Linked DNA regions of Homo sapiens: region 2 is linked to region 1. A link is an interaction called in ENCODE POLR2A ChIA-PET data of the cell type or tissue named here. Cell type or tissue: PC-9. All regions are shown on one strand. Links, peaks and the distances in the headings refer to the core of each region. The heading gives the core; the rest is flanking DNA.

Region 1 (8,346 bases), core at 29-8,028:
AGAATATCACCAGCACCTCAGAAAACCTCTGCATGCTTCTTCCCAGTCCAAATCTCTTTCATCCCCTGGGTAGCCACTATCCTGACTTTAGTAGTATTCACTTTCTTGCTTACCTTTATAGTTTTACCACTTGTGTATAGATTCCTAAACAGTGTGATTTTGTTTGTTTGTTTGTTTTGAGACAGGGTCTTCTTTGTCACCCAGGCTGGAATGCAGTGGCATGATCACAGCTCACTGCATCCTCAACCTACCAGGCTCAAGTGATCCTCCCACCTCCACCTCCCAAGTAGCTGGGACCACAGATGCATGCCATCATGCCTGGCTAATTTTTAATTTTTTTTAGAGACAGAGTCTTCCTATGTTGCCCAGGCTGATCTCGAATGCTTGGGCTCAAGCAGTCCTCCCACCTCTGTCTCCCAAAGTGCTAAGATTACAGGTGTGAGAGACCACACTGGGACTGATTTTTATATTTTAAGGATCCATTTATATTGTATCTGTAGTGAATTCATTTTTTTTGCTGTATAGTCTTCTGTTTTAAGAATTTATGGCTGGGCATGATGGTTCATGCCTGTAATGCCAGCACTTTGGGAGGCCAAGGTGGGCGGATCACTAGGTCAGGAGATCAAGACCATCCTGGCTAACACGGTGAAACCCCGTCTCTACTAAAAATACAAAAAGTTAGCTGGGCGTGGTGGCGGGTGCCTGTAGTCCCAGCTACTTGGGAGGCTGAGGCAGGAGAATGGCGTGAACCCGGGAGGCGGAGCTTGCAGAGAGCCGAGATCGCGCCATTGCACTCCAGCCTGGGCGACAGAGCGAGACTCTGTCTCAAGAAAAAAAAAAAAAGAATTTACTGTAATTTATTCTGTAGTTGATGGACATCTGGGTTGTTTCCACCTTTTTCTTTTTTTTTTTGTCGCCCAGGCTGAAGTGCAGTGGCGTGATCTTGGCTCAATGCAAGCTCCGCCTTCCGGGTTCACGCCATTCTCCTGCCTCAACCTCCCAAGTAGCAGGGACTACAGGCGCCTGCCACCACGCCCGGCTAATTTTTTGTATTTTTAGTAGAGACGGGGTTTCACAGTGTTAGCCAGGATGGTCTCGATCTCCTGACCTCGTGATCCGCCTGTCTCGGCCTCCCAAAGTACCGAGATTACAGGCGTGAGCCACCGCACCCGGCCCGTTTCCACCTTTTTCTATTACAAACAGTCTGAGTATGTCTTTTGGATGCACTTCTGTATGCATTTCTTTTATGTGTATACCTAGGATTGAATTAGTGACTTCATAATTGACAGGCAGTTTTCCAAGGTGGTTGTACCAGTTGACTCTCCAGCAGTATTCGAGAGATCTTGTTTTCCCACATCTTCAACCTGTACTTGGCATTGTCAGACTTTTAAATGCTTTATTTTAAAATATTATTAGTAAAACAACATAGATAAGTTTACTGTTGTCTATTACTTACATGTACTTGTAATGTTAAAGTCTAGGTTTTATGGCTGCGGGCGGTGGCTCACGCCTGTAATTCCAGCACTTTGGTAGGCCAAGGTGGGCGGATCACTTGAGGTCGGGAGTTCAAGACCAGCCTGACCAACATGGAGAAACCCTGTCTCTACTAAAAATACAAAAACATTAGCTGGGCATGGTGGTGCATACCTATAATCCCAGCTGCTTGGGAGGCTGAGACAGGAGAATCGCTTGAACCCGGGAGGCGGAGGTTGCTGTAAGCCAAAATCGTGCCGTTGCACTCCAGCCTGGGCAACAAGAGGGAAACTCCATCTCAAGAAAAAAAAAAAGTCTAGGTTTTACTTGGGGTGTGTGTGTGTGTGTGTGTGTGAATATTTCAGAGGTACAGAGACTCTTTCTGGTCATCGATATCTACTTGCTAAATTACGTCTTCCTACCTAACAACTGCTACGCTAGAGACCAGAAAAAAAAATAGTAAAGCTTTAAAAAAGGAGAGAGCATTTTTGTACCTTTTTCACTTGTGATATTAAACCTATGAGTGATAGCTCAATTTATCAATTGCTACATGCCAGGCGCTGTGCTAATGAACTCTTAAGACATGTAAACTCATTTAATCTTTACAACAGTTTTTTATTTCCCCATTTTTTAACAGATGAAGAAACTGAGGCATTAAATGGTTAAGTAACTTGCTGAAGATTGTAAGCTAGTAAATCATAGAGCCAGAGCTGAAGCTCAACAGTTGAGCTTCACTGGTTCCATCTGGGTTCTGAACACTTAATATCTAGACCTCCTACCCCGTTGGTGAGTTCTGGTTAGTGACATTAGTCCTCCAGAGCCACCATGTTTTGTCTCCGGGTGGCTGTATTTGAGCTTGACATGTTGTTTCTGGTGCTAACAGTTAGGAAAGCAGGGTTGCTTGAACTTCAAGACAGAGACTTACTTCCTTTCACTTGTTGTAGAAGTTGAAAGAAGCTGAAGCAGCATGAGAATCCTGGCTCTGGGGCTGGTACAGCTATTACAGGAAGGGACAGGACTTGGCCCTCTCTTCTCCTCTCTAGATTTTCCTGGGGGTACTCAGCCTTCATCTTCTGCCACTTAGGGTTTGAGTGGAAATGGCCGAGAATATGTGGTAGGAAGCAGTAAAGTGGACGTTTCAATTTCCTTAATTGTCCAAAAATGTGGAATATGTTATCCTTTAGAAACCATGTTGTAAATGGCAGCAACATTCCCAGGCCAGCTCAAAAAACCTATAATGTGGCCAAAATATATGCTTACAGCTGTATTGTTTCCTAGTTTTTTGTTTTCATTGCAATTGTGTAGCATTTTATTTGTCTTATGAGCTACTGGGCTAGCTGAGAACTTAGCCACATTGTTTATGTCGGAAAATGCATTCCAAACAGCTAAGACCACGTATTTATCTTAGTGTAGAGCTAACTATCCATAGCTTAGATCATTGACTACCTGAACACTCTGCTCCAAGTAAACTGAACAATACCATCACCAATTTTTTGACGGTAAAGAGAAAAACATCTCAGTAAGATAGAGAAACATTTTCTATGGATTTACTGTGACCGAGACCAAATTTTAATTAGCTAGGATATTTTTTAAATTGTAGCATTATATAAATGCATCTGTTTTTCATTTGTTACATATGGGTTTTTATTTACCCACCCTCCTAAAACATTGAAATATATTCATGTAGCTACCTGAACCACTTGTAGATCTTCAGACTTGTGCGGCAAAAGGAATGATAATTATAATCTGCTTCAGGCTACAGGCTAGAATAATTCAAAAGGAAATGTGCATTACTAATGCAGCAGAGCTCATAAATTCTCAATGTCAGTTTGCCATTTATGCAGTCAGTCTGGTTGGCCAGAGGCAAAAAGACTAGGGTTACATAATATTTATGAGGTCTGAAGTTAGCCATCACCAAAGCCAAATATTGCCAGTGTTTCAGATTACTCATTAAAGTCAGCATCATCTAGTCACGCCAATGGAGTTGGGAGCAGGGTGGATTTGGTAGTGATGAAACATTAGTTATAAGTATAAATTCTGTCCATTTTAGTCCACTACTACCTCCTTTACAGGATTTATAGCCTTCCTATTTTATATATTATCCCTGAGATGCCTACCTAAGGAGGGTTCCCATACCATTCTGCAAAAATCTACTTGCCACCTAAGGTTTCATAACACAAAAGTGGGAATGGGACTTTCTTTGCTCTGCATTGTTTCTCCAACCCTCTTCATGTTTAACTCCTGAGAAGACCTCCTGCCTCTCTGTACATCATCACAATGGCCAAGTCTCAAAAACTTTTAGATCCCAGCTAGCACCTTATGTCATACTGTGCTCAGAAATAATTAAGTGTCCAGACCCATACTCTTGTGCTCTAGTGCACTTCAGGAGTTTGACTTGTATAGGGTAATGAGCAGCTACAACTCCAGGCCTCAGGGTTACTCCCAGGAAACACTGTGGCTGTGAACTCCAAATTAAAAATGTGTGTACAATTGTACAGTTTCCAACATCAAGAAGCACTAGTCCCTGGGGCTGTTCATAACGGCTTTCTTTGTATTTTCACAAAAGAACAGTCCCAGAATTAAAATAACCCTTTCATTTCCTACACTTCACTTCTTAGAAGTCGTCAGGAAAGATGAGTTTTGGTATTATTGTTGATGGTGAGTTTTTTGTGGGGTGGGGGTGATGGAGCAAATACCTTTAAAACTTTTTTTTGTTTTTTTTTGAGATGAACTCTCGCTCTATCGCCCAGGCTGGAGTGCAGGGGCTCCATCTCAGCTCACTGCAACCTCCGCCTCCCGGGTTCTAAAGCAATTCTCCTGCCTCAGCCTCCTGAGTAGCTGGGATTACAGGCACCCACCACCAGTAATTAGTCCCAGCTAATTTTTATATTTTTAGTAGAGGCGGGATTTCGCCATGTTGGCCAGGCTGGTCTCGAACTCCTGACCTCGTGATCTGCCCACCTTGGCCTCTCAGAGTGCTGGGATTACAGGCGTGAGCCACTGCACCCAGCCAAAACTTTTTTTTGTTTTATTTTGTTTTGAGACAGAGTCTCGCCCTGTCGCCCAGGCTGGAGTGCAACTGCCTGCCGGGTTCAAGCGATTCTTCTGCCTCAGCCTCCTGAGTAGCTGGGATTACAGGCGCTCGCCATCACGCCCGGCTAATTTTTGTATTTTCAGTAGAGACGGGGTTTCACCATGTTGGCCAGGCTGGTCTCGAACTCCTGACCTCGTGATCCACCCACCTCAGCCTCCCAAAGTGCTGGGATTACAGGCGTGAGCCACTGCGCCCGGCCGAAAACTTTTTATTAGTGAGAAAAGTTTTAAGGATTTCAGTTAAACCAGGATTATAGCTTAACTTTAAGGATTTCATTTTACCCCTTTCTCTACTTTTACCTATATTTAAAAATATTAAAAAGTCCGTTTTTTTCTGTCAACTATATGGCATAGTGATTTTCTTCCAGACTAGTAGGTGGAGTCGGAAGTAGTATTCTGAAACATGTGGAGGAAACTACATCAGGAGAGCATTTGCCCCAAGGGAGCAATAGTGAGAGGATTCCCCACACTCTCTTCGAAAATTTTAAGACATACTGCTACTCCCAGGGGGAGATCAAACTAAATACACAGCGTTTTAGGAACTAGAGATATACAGAGTCCTTGTTCAGCGGAGTGGCAGATTTGTTTTAAGTTTATTTTTGTTCAAAGTTTTTGATCTCTTTTACTGTTACAAGACTAGGGGAAATATCGTAATCGATTGTGCTATTTGCTTTGATACATTCAGGCCCTCTTTTTTTTTTTTTTTTTTGAGATGGAGTCTCGCTCTCTCTCCCAGGTTAGAGTGCAGTGGCACAACCTCGGCTCACTGCAGCCTCTGCCTCCCGGGTTCAAGCAATTTTCCTGCCTCAGCCTCCTGAGTAGCTGGGATTACAGGCGCACACCACCACGCCCGGCTAACTTGTGTATTTTTAGTAGAGACGCCCGGCTAACTTGTGTATTTTTAGTTTCACCATGATGGCCAGGATGGTCTCAATCTCTTGACCTTGTGATCCGCCCGCCTCGGCCTCCCAAAGTGCTGGGATTACAGGCGTGAGCCACCACACCTGGCCCATTCAGGCCCTCTTGTACCTGATAGCCACAGTATACAAGAACTGAAGGAGTCTGAGGCCCCCCAAAAGCATATTATATAAAGCAAAAACAAACAAACAAAAAACCCACTTAAGGCTGGATGCGGTGGCTCATTCCTGTAATCGCAGCACTTGGGGAGGACGAGGTGGGTGGACCATGAGGTCAGGAGTTCAAGACCAGCCTGGCCAATATGGTGAATCCCTGTCTCTACTAAAAATACAAAAATTAGCTGGGCGTGGTGGTGTGCACCTATAGTCCCAGCTACGTGGGAGGCTGAGGCATAAGAATCGCTTGAATCCAGGAGGCGGAGGTTTCAGTGAGCCGATATCGTGCCACTGCACTCCAGCCTGGGTGACAGCGCAAGACTCTGTATCAAAAAAAAAAAAAAAGAATCCACTTAAATGCTCATCATTGGTTAAATAAGGTGTTGTGTGACCTGTCCGTAAAGGAATTCATGAAACAACTAAAAAAGATCATGTAGATCTATATTGTTTTGTTAGAGACAGGACCCCTAACACTGAAGACTGGTTGCCCCCAACTCAAGCCAGATACATAATTCAAAACCAAACAAAACTAAGCTTTAAATAAGTAAATACAGAATAAGAATATAAAAACGTTTTAATTTCCTTACTCTAATTATTTTATATATATATATATATATATATATATATATATATATATATTTCATCCCCCAAAAGAAATGACCTAATATATATATAGTTTTTTTTTTTTTTAAGATGGAGTCTTACTCTGTTTCCCAGGCTGGAGTGCAGTGATGCCATGTCAACTCACTGCAACCTCCGCCTCCCACATTCAAGCAATTCTCCTGCCTCAGCCTCCCCAGTAGCTGGGATTACAGGTGCCCACCACTATGCCCAGCTAATTTTTGTATTTTTAGTAGAGATGGGGTTTCACCATGTTAGCCAGGCTTGTCTTGAACTCCTGCCCACAAGTGATCTACCTGCCTCGGCCTTCCAAAGTGCTGGGATTACAGGCATAAGCCACTGTGCCTGGCCAGAAATATATATTTTTTCATTTTAAAAAATATATGTATATATACATATGTATGTGTACATGTGTACACATATACATATGTATGTGTACATGTGTACACATATACATATGTATGTGTACATGTGTACACATATACATATGTATGTGTACATGTGTACACATATACATATATACATATATACATATGTATGTGTACATGTGTACATATATACATATATACATATGTATGTGTACATGTGTACATATATACATATATACATATGTATGTGTACATGTGTACATATATACATATATACATATATACATATGTATGTGTACATGTGTACATATATACATATGTATGTGTACATGCGTACATATATACATATATACATATGTGTGTGTACATGTGTACATATATACATATATACATATGTATGTGTACATGTGTACATATATACATATATGTGTGTATGTGTACATGTGCACATATATACATATATGTGTGTATGTGTACATGTGCACATATATACATATATGTGTGTATGTGTACACATATACATATGTGTGTATGTGTATATGTGTACACATATACGTGTGTATGTGTATATGTGTACACATATACGTGTGTGTGTGTATATGTGTACACATATACGTGTGTGTGTGTATATGTACACATATACGTGTGTGTGTATATGTACACATATACGTGTGTGTGTGTATATGTACACATATACGTGTGTGTGTATATGTACACATATACGTGTGTGTGTATATATGTACATATATGTGTATGTGTGTAAATATGTACATATATGTGTATGTGTACATATGTATACATATATGCGTACATGTGTATACACGTATGCGTACCTGTGTATATATATGCGTACATGTGCATACATATGTGTGCGTGTGTACACATATATGTGTATGTGTACACATATATGTGTATATGTGTACACGTGTACACATATATGTGTATATATATACGTGTGTGTGTACATATATTTACATACATATATATATATATATATATATTTTTTGGGATACAGGATCTCACTTTGTTCCCCAGGCTGGTCTCAAACTCCTGAGCTCAAGCAATCTTCCCATCTCAGCCTCCCAAGTAGCTGGGATTATAGGCACCCAGCTATGAGAAATATTTTAAATATCAGATCCTTACAAAAAAAATAGTATTCTTTTATTGGAACTTCACTTGGTTTGCACTTCCAACACCTGTTAGTTTATCCAGTCAGGCACTCCATATTTGGAAGGAAGGAGGATAATATTTGGGGAGAGGAAAGGTAAGAGAGGGGTGAGTTGGCAGTGATGGAAAGCAAAGTCAACCCCACTTGGTCACGACTCACTAACCTCCAATGGAGAAAGTGTGTGAGTCTGCATGTATGTTTGATTTTTGATACATGAAAGAACATAAAAATATGACATTAGACTATTATACTTCAATTTTTAAAACTTAAGTTTTTTAAAGAAAAGTACGTTTAATGTTTTACAAAAATTATTTTATTTATATTTAATAGCATTATATTCCATTATAAAAATTTCATTTATTGTAGCAACCAAGGAGTTAAAAAAAACCAAGGATAGACAAATAACAAGAAATGTACAAGGCCTGTATGGAGAAAACATTAGATCTCCAGTGATGGACATTTAAGAACACTGTAGGAAATGTGAAGGCATTTCTTATCTTAAAGAAGACGTTAAATATTTTAGAGTCAACTGGACATGGTGGCTCACGCC
Region 2 (8,346 bases), core at 107-8,106, 190 kb before region 1:
CCAAGAAAAAAAAAAATCAAAAAATCTTCCTGATTTAATTTGAATACTCAGGTGAAGCTCTACTTCTTACCAAATTAAGCTATATATTTATTATCATAGAATTTTCATTTCTTTTTATGAAAGTCTTTGTCTGTCACGCAGGCTGAAGTCAGTGGTGTGATCTTTTTTTTTTTTTTTTTTTTGAGACGGAGTTTTGCTCTGTTGCCCAGGCTGGAGTGGTGCAGTGGCACAATCTCAGCTCACTGACCTCAGCCTCCCGGGTTCACGCCATTCGTGAGCCTCCCAAGTAGCTGGGACTACAGGCATCCGCCACCATGCCCAGCTAATTTTTTTGTATTTTTAGTAGAGACAGGGTTTCACCGTATTAGCCAGGATGGTCTCGATCTCCTGACCTCGTGATCCACCCGCCTCGGCCTCCCAAAGTGCTGAGATTACAGGCGTGAGCCACCGTGCCCGGCCCAGTGGCGTGATCTTGGCTCACTGCAACCTCTGCCTCCCAGGTTCAAGAGATTATCCCACCTCAGCCTCCCAAGTAGCTGGGATTACAGGTGCATACCACCATAACTGGCTAATTTTTTTGTATTTTTAGTAAAGACAGGGTTTCACCATGTTGCCCAGGCTGGTCTTGAACTCTTGGCCTCAAGTGATCCTCCTGCCTCGGCCTCCCAAAGTACTGGGATTATAGGCAAGAGCCACCATGCCTGGCCGCCATAGAATTCCCTTTTTTTGGGGGTGGGGGTATGGAGTCTTACTGTGTCACCCAGGCTGGAATGCAGTGGCATGATCTTGGCTCACTATAGCCTCTGCCTCCCAGATTCAAGCAATTCTCCTGCCTCAGCCTCCCAAGTAGCTGAGATTACAGGCACATGCCACCACGCCCGGCTAATTTTTGTATTTTTGCTAGAGACAGGGTTTCACCATGTTGGCCAGGCTGGTCTTTGTTTTTTTTTTTTTTTTTTTTTTTTTTGAGATGGAGTCTTGCTCTGTCGCCCAGGCTGCAGTGCAGTGGCCTGATCTTGGCTCACTGCAACCTCCACCTCCTGGGTTCAAGCAATTCTTCTGCCTCAGCCTCCCAAGTAGCTGGGATTACAGGCATGCACCACCATGCCCGGCTAATTTGTTTGTATTTTTAGTAGAGATGGGGTTTCACCATATTGGCCAGGCTGGTCCATATTGGCCAGGCTGGTCTCAAACTCCTGATCTTGTGATCCACCCGCCTCGGCCTCCCAAAGTGCTGGGATTACAGGCATGAGCCACTGCACCCGGCCCAGCCAGGCTGGTCTTGAACTCCTGACCTCAGGTGATCCTCCCGCCTCGGCCTCCCAAAGTGCTGGGATTACAGGCGTGAGCCACTGCACCTGGCCACCATAGAACTTCATATTATTGCATGTCTATAGCTTTGTTTCCAGTGAGAAAGGGTACATTTTTCATAACTACACTTCCATCTCCTGGCTCTTTAAAATAATAACAGTGGTTGTGCCTAACCCATCCCAATTTATTCTCTCCTTCAGGGAAAAACAGCCTATTTCAGAGGCACAAATGGAACACATTTTTATTTGCTATATGTATTAATGGTCAAACATAGTACTACATTTAAAGGAATCTCTGCTTTTTGAGGTTTCTTCAGTCAGAGGGTGAGGATGTGTCCTTGGAAAAGTTTACTTTGAAGAGTGTCCATTCCTAGGCAAACACCAAATTTGGAACACAATGTTGATGTTAATAGAGAACTCAGAACATATAACATGTTTCATACTCATTTTGTTAGTTAACAGACAACAGTTTGTTGTGGTTTTTTCTTGTTTGTTTTTTTTTTTGGAGACGGAGTTGCACTCTTTCACCCAGGCTGGAGTGCAGTGGCGCAATCTCAGCTCACTGCAACCTCCACCTTCTGGTTTCAAACTATTCTCCTGCCTCAGCCTCCCAAGTAACTGGGATTACAGGTGCCCACCACGCCCGGCTAATTTTTGTATTTTTAGTAGAGACAGGGTTTCACCCTGTTGGCCAGGCTGGTCTCAAACTCCTGACCTTGTGATCCTCCTGCCTTGGCCTCCCAAAGTGCTGGGATTACAGGCGTGAGCCACTGCGCCTGGCCCCTTAAAAAAAAAAAAAAAAAAGGATTAAATCTTTAGTAAGGCAATAGGCCTTTTTTTCATTTGAGACAGGGTTTCACTCCGGTTACCCAGGCTAGAGTGTAATGGCACAATCTCAACTCATTGCAACCTCCACCTCCCAGGCTCAAGTAATCCTCCTACCTCAGCCTCCCGAGTAGCTGGGACTACAGGCATGTGCCACCACACCCGGCTAATTTTTGTGTTTTTAGTAGAGATGGGGTTTCACCATGTCACCCGTGCTGGTCTTGAACTCCTGGGCTCAAGCAGTCTGCCCACCTCAGCCTCCCAAACTGCTGGGATTACAGACATGAGTCACTGCTCCCGGCCTTTTTTTCAATTTGGATTTTAAATGCATGGCAGCTACTGACAACACAATGTAGTATAACTGCTTATCTAGGTTACCTGAATCTAATAGTACTGAACAGGATCTCCAGTACACTTGTGGACAATGGTGAGACCAAGGCAAACTTACACTGTAGCTAGCACACACCAGTCATGCAATAGCCTCTACAAGGCTCATGCCACCTGACAGTAACAGATATACAAACCATTAAGTAATTATCCACGGCATGCATTAGAAGTTTTATTAAAGAAACATCAAAGAGGAAACAATTAACTAATATTTTATTCACTCTTAAAAAAACTCCAGAACCCTTTCCTGAGTTTTCACGTTCTGAAATGGATTTCCAAGGCCTCAATCTAAGTCCTCTCCCCAGAGCAGAGGTATCTTTAACAACAAAAAACCTTATATAAACACTCAAGTAAATGTTCAATATTACTACTTATATAAATACTTGCAAAGATGCACACAGTTTAAGTATATAATTTGATGTGTATAAAATCATATCTAAAAAAAGCATAAATGAGAATATATACAAGTACACAGATAACATTATCATCATAGTCTACAAGAGATGCTGATAGCATAACAGGTTTTCTCCACTTCCTTACACATTGCAGCTAATATTGTCTTCCAACTTTCTCTCATGTGCACAAGAGAAAACTATAAATAGCTCCAAACTAGAAAACAGAAGGCCATTTGGTGAAAAGGATTTAACTCTATTTAGAATGGATCTAAAATTTCCTTTTACCTAAACATGTGCCTATAAATACATAAGCACAATTCATTTTATTAAGTGGTTACAAACATGAAAACTGACCTTTACCCCAGATCCAAAATCCTATAAAAATAAACTCGAAGTTAATTACTTCCTTATGCATAAATTCTGTAGTCTTGAATATGGCTTGAAATAAGCAGTGCCTAGAAATCTTGTTAAATGGCATTTGCTACAACAGTTTCAATATTTTCCCTCTTAAAAATATGAAAGGAAACTTTCTTTTATCATTTCTCTCATTCTACTTAAGAAAATTTGTCTCAAAGTGGATCCTTAAAACTAGGAAGGCAGGGACAGAAGGTGAAATGGTCAAAGTCCTTAGGAAATAGGTGAGCACCATCAAAAGAGCCAACCAGCTAGCCAGGGAATCCAGAACAGAAACAGGGTACAGCTTTTAAAAAATGTTTTAAATTTTTTAGAGACTGGGTATCACTATGTTGTGCAAGCTGGCCTCAAACTCTGGGCTCAAGAGATCCTCCCATTTCAGCCTCCCGAGGAGCTGAAATCACTCCTTTGGGAGTTGAGACTACAGGTATGCGCCACTGCACCTGGCTTCATCTTTTTCTTATTCCATAATAATATTCCTGTCTCTAGATTATGGAGGAAAAGAATGAAAGCAAGATTCTTGAGGGCTCATATGTTCTTCAGTTTATACCTGGTACCGTAAAAACTAAAACTGGTTTGTGTTTAATCCTAACTATATTTCTAAAAATTCTAATTCATAAATCATAGTTTGAAAGAAAAACAGAAGACCTATAAAAAGCTAAAGTTGGCTGGGTGCAGTGGCTCACGCCTGTAATCTCAGCACTTTGGGAGGCCGAGGTGGGCAGATTACCTGAGGTCAGGAGTTTGAGACTGGCCAGCCTGACCAACATGGGCGAAGCCCCGTCTCTACTAAAAATACAAAAATTAGCGAGGCGTGGTGACAGGTGCCTGTAATCCCAGGTACTCGGGAAGCTGAAGCAGAAGAATCGCTTGAACCCAGGAGGCAGAGGTTGCAGTGAGCCAAGATCACGCCACTGCACTCCAGCCTGGGTGACAGAGTGAGGCTCCACCTCCAAAAAAAAAAAACTAAAGTTGAGATCTAATGACTACAAGCTTTCATTTACATTAAATAAGGCATATATAAACTTAGCTACTTCCTACACTCATTTTAATCTATTTATCAACAATGGCATGTGTCTTATTGTTAAGTTGGTCTTGACAGTCTGTTGGATGAAGTGGCTTGAGTTACTAATTTTATAATAATCGAAACTGGGAAAAGTAATTAAATGGAGGAGACACAAAGAACCATGATATCAAGGTAGAGGGACAAAAATTAGAATTTGATTGTGAGATCTAATTCTTAATGCACACAGGATATAAGCACAGGGCACTGTCACTAACTCAGACATCTGAATCCAGTTATTTTCCAAGCATTTCTGCATCACATTTGTGAGATATGTGAGCATGTGTGATACCTACTGAAAATAGAAAATGCAGCATTACTAGTAGTGCATGGTTAATGCTGAATGAGATGATGGAGGGTTTGTGCCTTAAACTACAGAATCTAGGTGTTTCTGAGGAAAGTCAACATTCTTCAGGAGGCAAGATGGTCGAAGCTTGCTCCAAAGGAGGAGGATGCCAAGATTTATATGCAAAAATCTAAATAACTCTGCATAGCAGGCCAGGCGCGGTGGCTCAGGCCTGTAATCCCAGCACTTTGGGAGGCCGAGACAGACGGATCATGAGGTCAACTGTTCGAGACCAGCCTGGCCAACATGGTAAAACCCCATCTCCACTAAGAATACAAAAATTAGCTGGGCATGGTGGCGCATGCCTGTAATCCCAGCTATTCGGGAGGCTGAGGCAGGAGAATCACTTGAACCCGGGAGGCAGGGGTTGCCGTGAGCCAAGATCACGCCATTACAATCCAGTCTGGGCGACAGAGCAAGACTCCGTCTCAAAAAAAAACAAAACAAAAAACTCTGCATAGCATTTTTTTGGAAAGTCTTCTCATACAGAAGATAGTTGAGTCAATGGGCAGAAGGAAGAAGAAAACAATCAATGTCACGCTAGAAAATGTGTCCACCAAAATTACAGCCAAGGCACTACTGATCCTTCTGATTGACTGACCTGTACTTTCTCACCACTTTGACCATTGCAGTGATAATTTTTCCTTCAAGTTTAACTAAAGGACATCTATTTTATAACTCAAACACAATAGTGAATAAGTGTTTAATGCCATAGCTCAGGGAAAGCCTGATTTTCAAGGGTGTTTCTACAAATATCCATGCCAATTCACACTATAAAAGGGGGCTTAAGTTTAATTTTGCAAGATGAGAAATTTCTGGAGATGTCTTTCACAACGTTGTGGATATACTTAATACTACTAAACTGTACATTTAAAATCATTAAGATAGTAGTAATTTTATCTTGTGTTTTTTGCCACAACAAAAACAGTGGCAATCTTTAAAAAGGTGGGGGCAGTGCTCAAGGTCCTTGAACTACTACATGGCTTTTATTGAAAAAATTGTTGCAAGAAAAATTAGCCAATACTTTTACTAAACATATACTAATTTCTGTAAAAAAGTATCTTTAATATATGGTTACAAATAAAAATCCTAGTGTATACACCTGTGAAACATCAACAGTGTGTTAGATTTTGTGTCTACTAGAGGATTTAAATAAATTTCTACATTCATGTCAGATGGCAATTTTAATATTCTAGCCTCTTTCCTAAAACTGAAATCTAAAATTCAGGTTCAGAGAACACTAATTTTGCCTTGATATCCTCCTTCGGTTCCATTCTTGGTGTTACAATGACATAGTAGCAATTTTCCAAGGATGCTACAAGAGAAGCTCTGAACTCCCTATCTAAAAATCACTTAAAGAATGAGAAAATTGTTTCATGTTGTTCAAAATCGACCTTGTAAGGAATTTTGCCCAGGCTGGCCCAGAACAAGAAAATCTTACACCATTTATTTTAGGAATGTAAAGTGTCAGTGACTCAATGAGCTAAAGCAACAGCATTACTACACTTCTTCATCTTTGGCAACAGTTTAATGCTTTGAAAAAATAAAGCCATCATTATCTGCATAAATCCTTTTAGGAAATTCAATTATGGGTCAGATCCCAAATAAGCAGTAATCTATATTAGTTACTAGATTCAGCAATTGAAGACTGGACCAGCATCATTAACTTATCACTTATAATCTTCTTTTTCCCTTACCAAATGTCACCTCTCCATTTCCACTCTTGTCAAACAACTGGAAAGCCACTATGAACATGGAATCTGGAGCACATAAAACAGATTCAAATGCCAAAAACTCTTGATAGGAGATCAACCTGGAATAAAATATAAAACGTCATTGGCTGGTGAAGAAAGGGAAAGCATCAGGCATTTAATCTGCCTTTACTATATAAACTGTAGCTCAGGGTAACCAAATAATTGATAAAGGGTAGTTTGTTTTTATAGAGGTACTTCAGATAAGGAAGGAAAGGAGAATTAGAATATCACCCTTTTGTAAGCCCCTAGAAAATCAATGAAACTGGGCAATAATCAATAGCTCCTAACATCATGAAGAGAGAGAACCAGGCAAAATATAATTAAACCTGAATCTGATCAAGTCTCTGGATCAGTTTCTCAACCTCAGTACTGGTGACATTTTAAGTTGGATAATTCTTTGTTGTGGGGGTTTCCTGTGCTTTGTAGCATGTTTAGCAGCATCCCTGGCCTCTACCCACTAGATGCCAATAGCATCCCCAAGTTGTGACCAGCAAAAATGTCTCCAGACATTGCCAAATATACCCTGGTGAGCAAAATCACCCCTATTGAGAACCACTGCTCTAGAACTATTCACTAATTTACAGAAAACACAACAAACAAAGGAACATGTTCACTACCACCACATAAATGCAGACTGTAGGAAATGACAGAAGAAACATTCCATAGCTGCAGAAAAATAATTTTTAATGAAGCTATGAAGAGGATTCTTCTTTTTTTTAAGGGGCCATGCTAATCTCTGTATCATTCCAATTTTATTATATGTGCTGCTGAGGCAAGCACAGGGAATCTCAATCTTAAAAGACCTAAGAGATATAACAATGAATCACAATATACATCCTTATTTGGATTCCAATTTAAACAAAGTAAAAAAAAAAAGTTTTTTAATTTACAAGATAATCCGGGAAATGGAAATACCAATATAATACAAATGCTTGATGATATTAAGAAATCAATGTTTCTAGGAGGTTTTTTTGGTTGTTGTTAAGCATTATCTTTTAGAGATACACAGTGAGACACTTACAAATGAAATACATCATCTAGAGTTTGCTTCAAAATAATCCAGAGGATGGAGAAGAGATGGAGGTATAAACGAAATAATTATTTTGGTAATGATTAAAAGTAGGTGATGAATTCATAGAATTTACATTATTCTCTGTGTTATACATGTTTGAAACATCACTAATAAAAATTTTGGCCAGGCACAGTGGCTCACATCTGTAATCCCAGCACTTTGGGAGGCTGAGGCAGGAGGATTGCTTGAGTCCAGGAGTTTAAGACCAACCTGGGCAACATAGGGAGACTCCACCTCTACAAAAAGTAAAAATAAAAAATTAGCTGGGCATGGTGGCACACACCTGTAATCCCAACAACTCAGGAGGCTGAGGTGGGAGGATTGCTTGAGCCCAGGAAGTAGAGGCTGTAATAAGCCATGATCATGCTACCGCACTCCAGCCTGGGCGACAGACCAGACTCTGTCTCAATAAATAATTAAATTAAAATAAAACTTTTAGAGGCAGGGCACAGTAGCTCACGCCTGTAATGCCAGCACTTTGGGAGGCTGAGGCAGGCAGATCACTTGAGCTCAGGAGTTCAAGAGCAGCTTAGGCAATATGGTGAAACCCCATCTCTACAAAAAATACAAAAATTAGCCAGGTGTGGTGGTGTGTACCTGTAGTACCAACTACTTGGGAGGCTGAAGTGGGAGGACAGTTTAAGCCCAGGAGGCAGAGGTTGCAGTGAGCCAAGATTGTGCCACTGTACTCCAGCCTGGGTAACAGAGCCAGACCCTGTTTAAAAAAAAATTTTTTTTAAATAAAAATGTTAAAAGGAAAAATCAAAACAAAAAAGGTGG

Evidence for each region. Peaks named below come from ENCODE experiments on the same cell type or tissue, not always from the same donor. Only the 100,000 strongest peaks of a DNase experiment are listed, where the experiment ranks them.
Region 2: POLR2A ChIA-PET joins it to region 1 with 11 read pairs; 2 of 35 experiments call an interaction of 5 or more read pairs at or near these places.

What each region holds. Positions count from the first base shown.
Region 1 is chr2:172,035,490-172,043,835 of GRCh38, forward strand. The region is part of intron 1 of METAP1D (methionyl aminopeptidase type 1D, mitochondrial); the gene reads left to right. Among named protein-coding and RNA genes, the nearest start is that of METAP1D, 40 kb to the left of the region's middle. In PC-9, for the core only: no CTCF peak of the experiment used is centred there; a DNase peak (open chromatin) is centred at 3,352; H3K27ac peaks cover 583 bases.
Region 2 is chr2:171,849,397-171,857,742 of GRCh38, forward strand. It overlaps SLC25A12 (solute carrier family 25 member 12), which reads right to left. Exons shown (of 18, transcript NM_003705.5): 4 at 6,438-6,553. It also overlaps the pseudogene RNU6-182P. Among named protein-coding and RNA genes, the nearest start is that of SLC25A12, 41 kb to the right of the region's middle. In PC-9, for the core only: no CTCF peak of the experiment used is centred there; no DNase peak of the experiment used is centred there.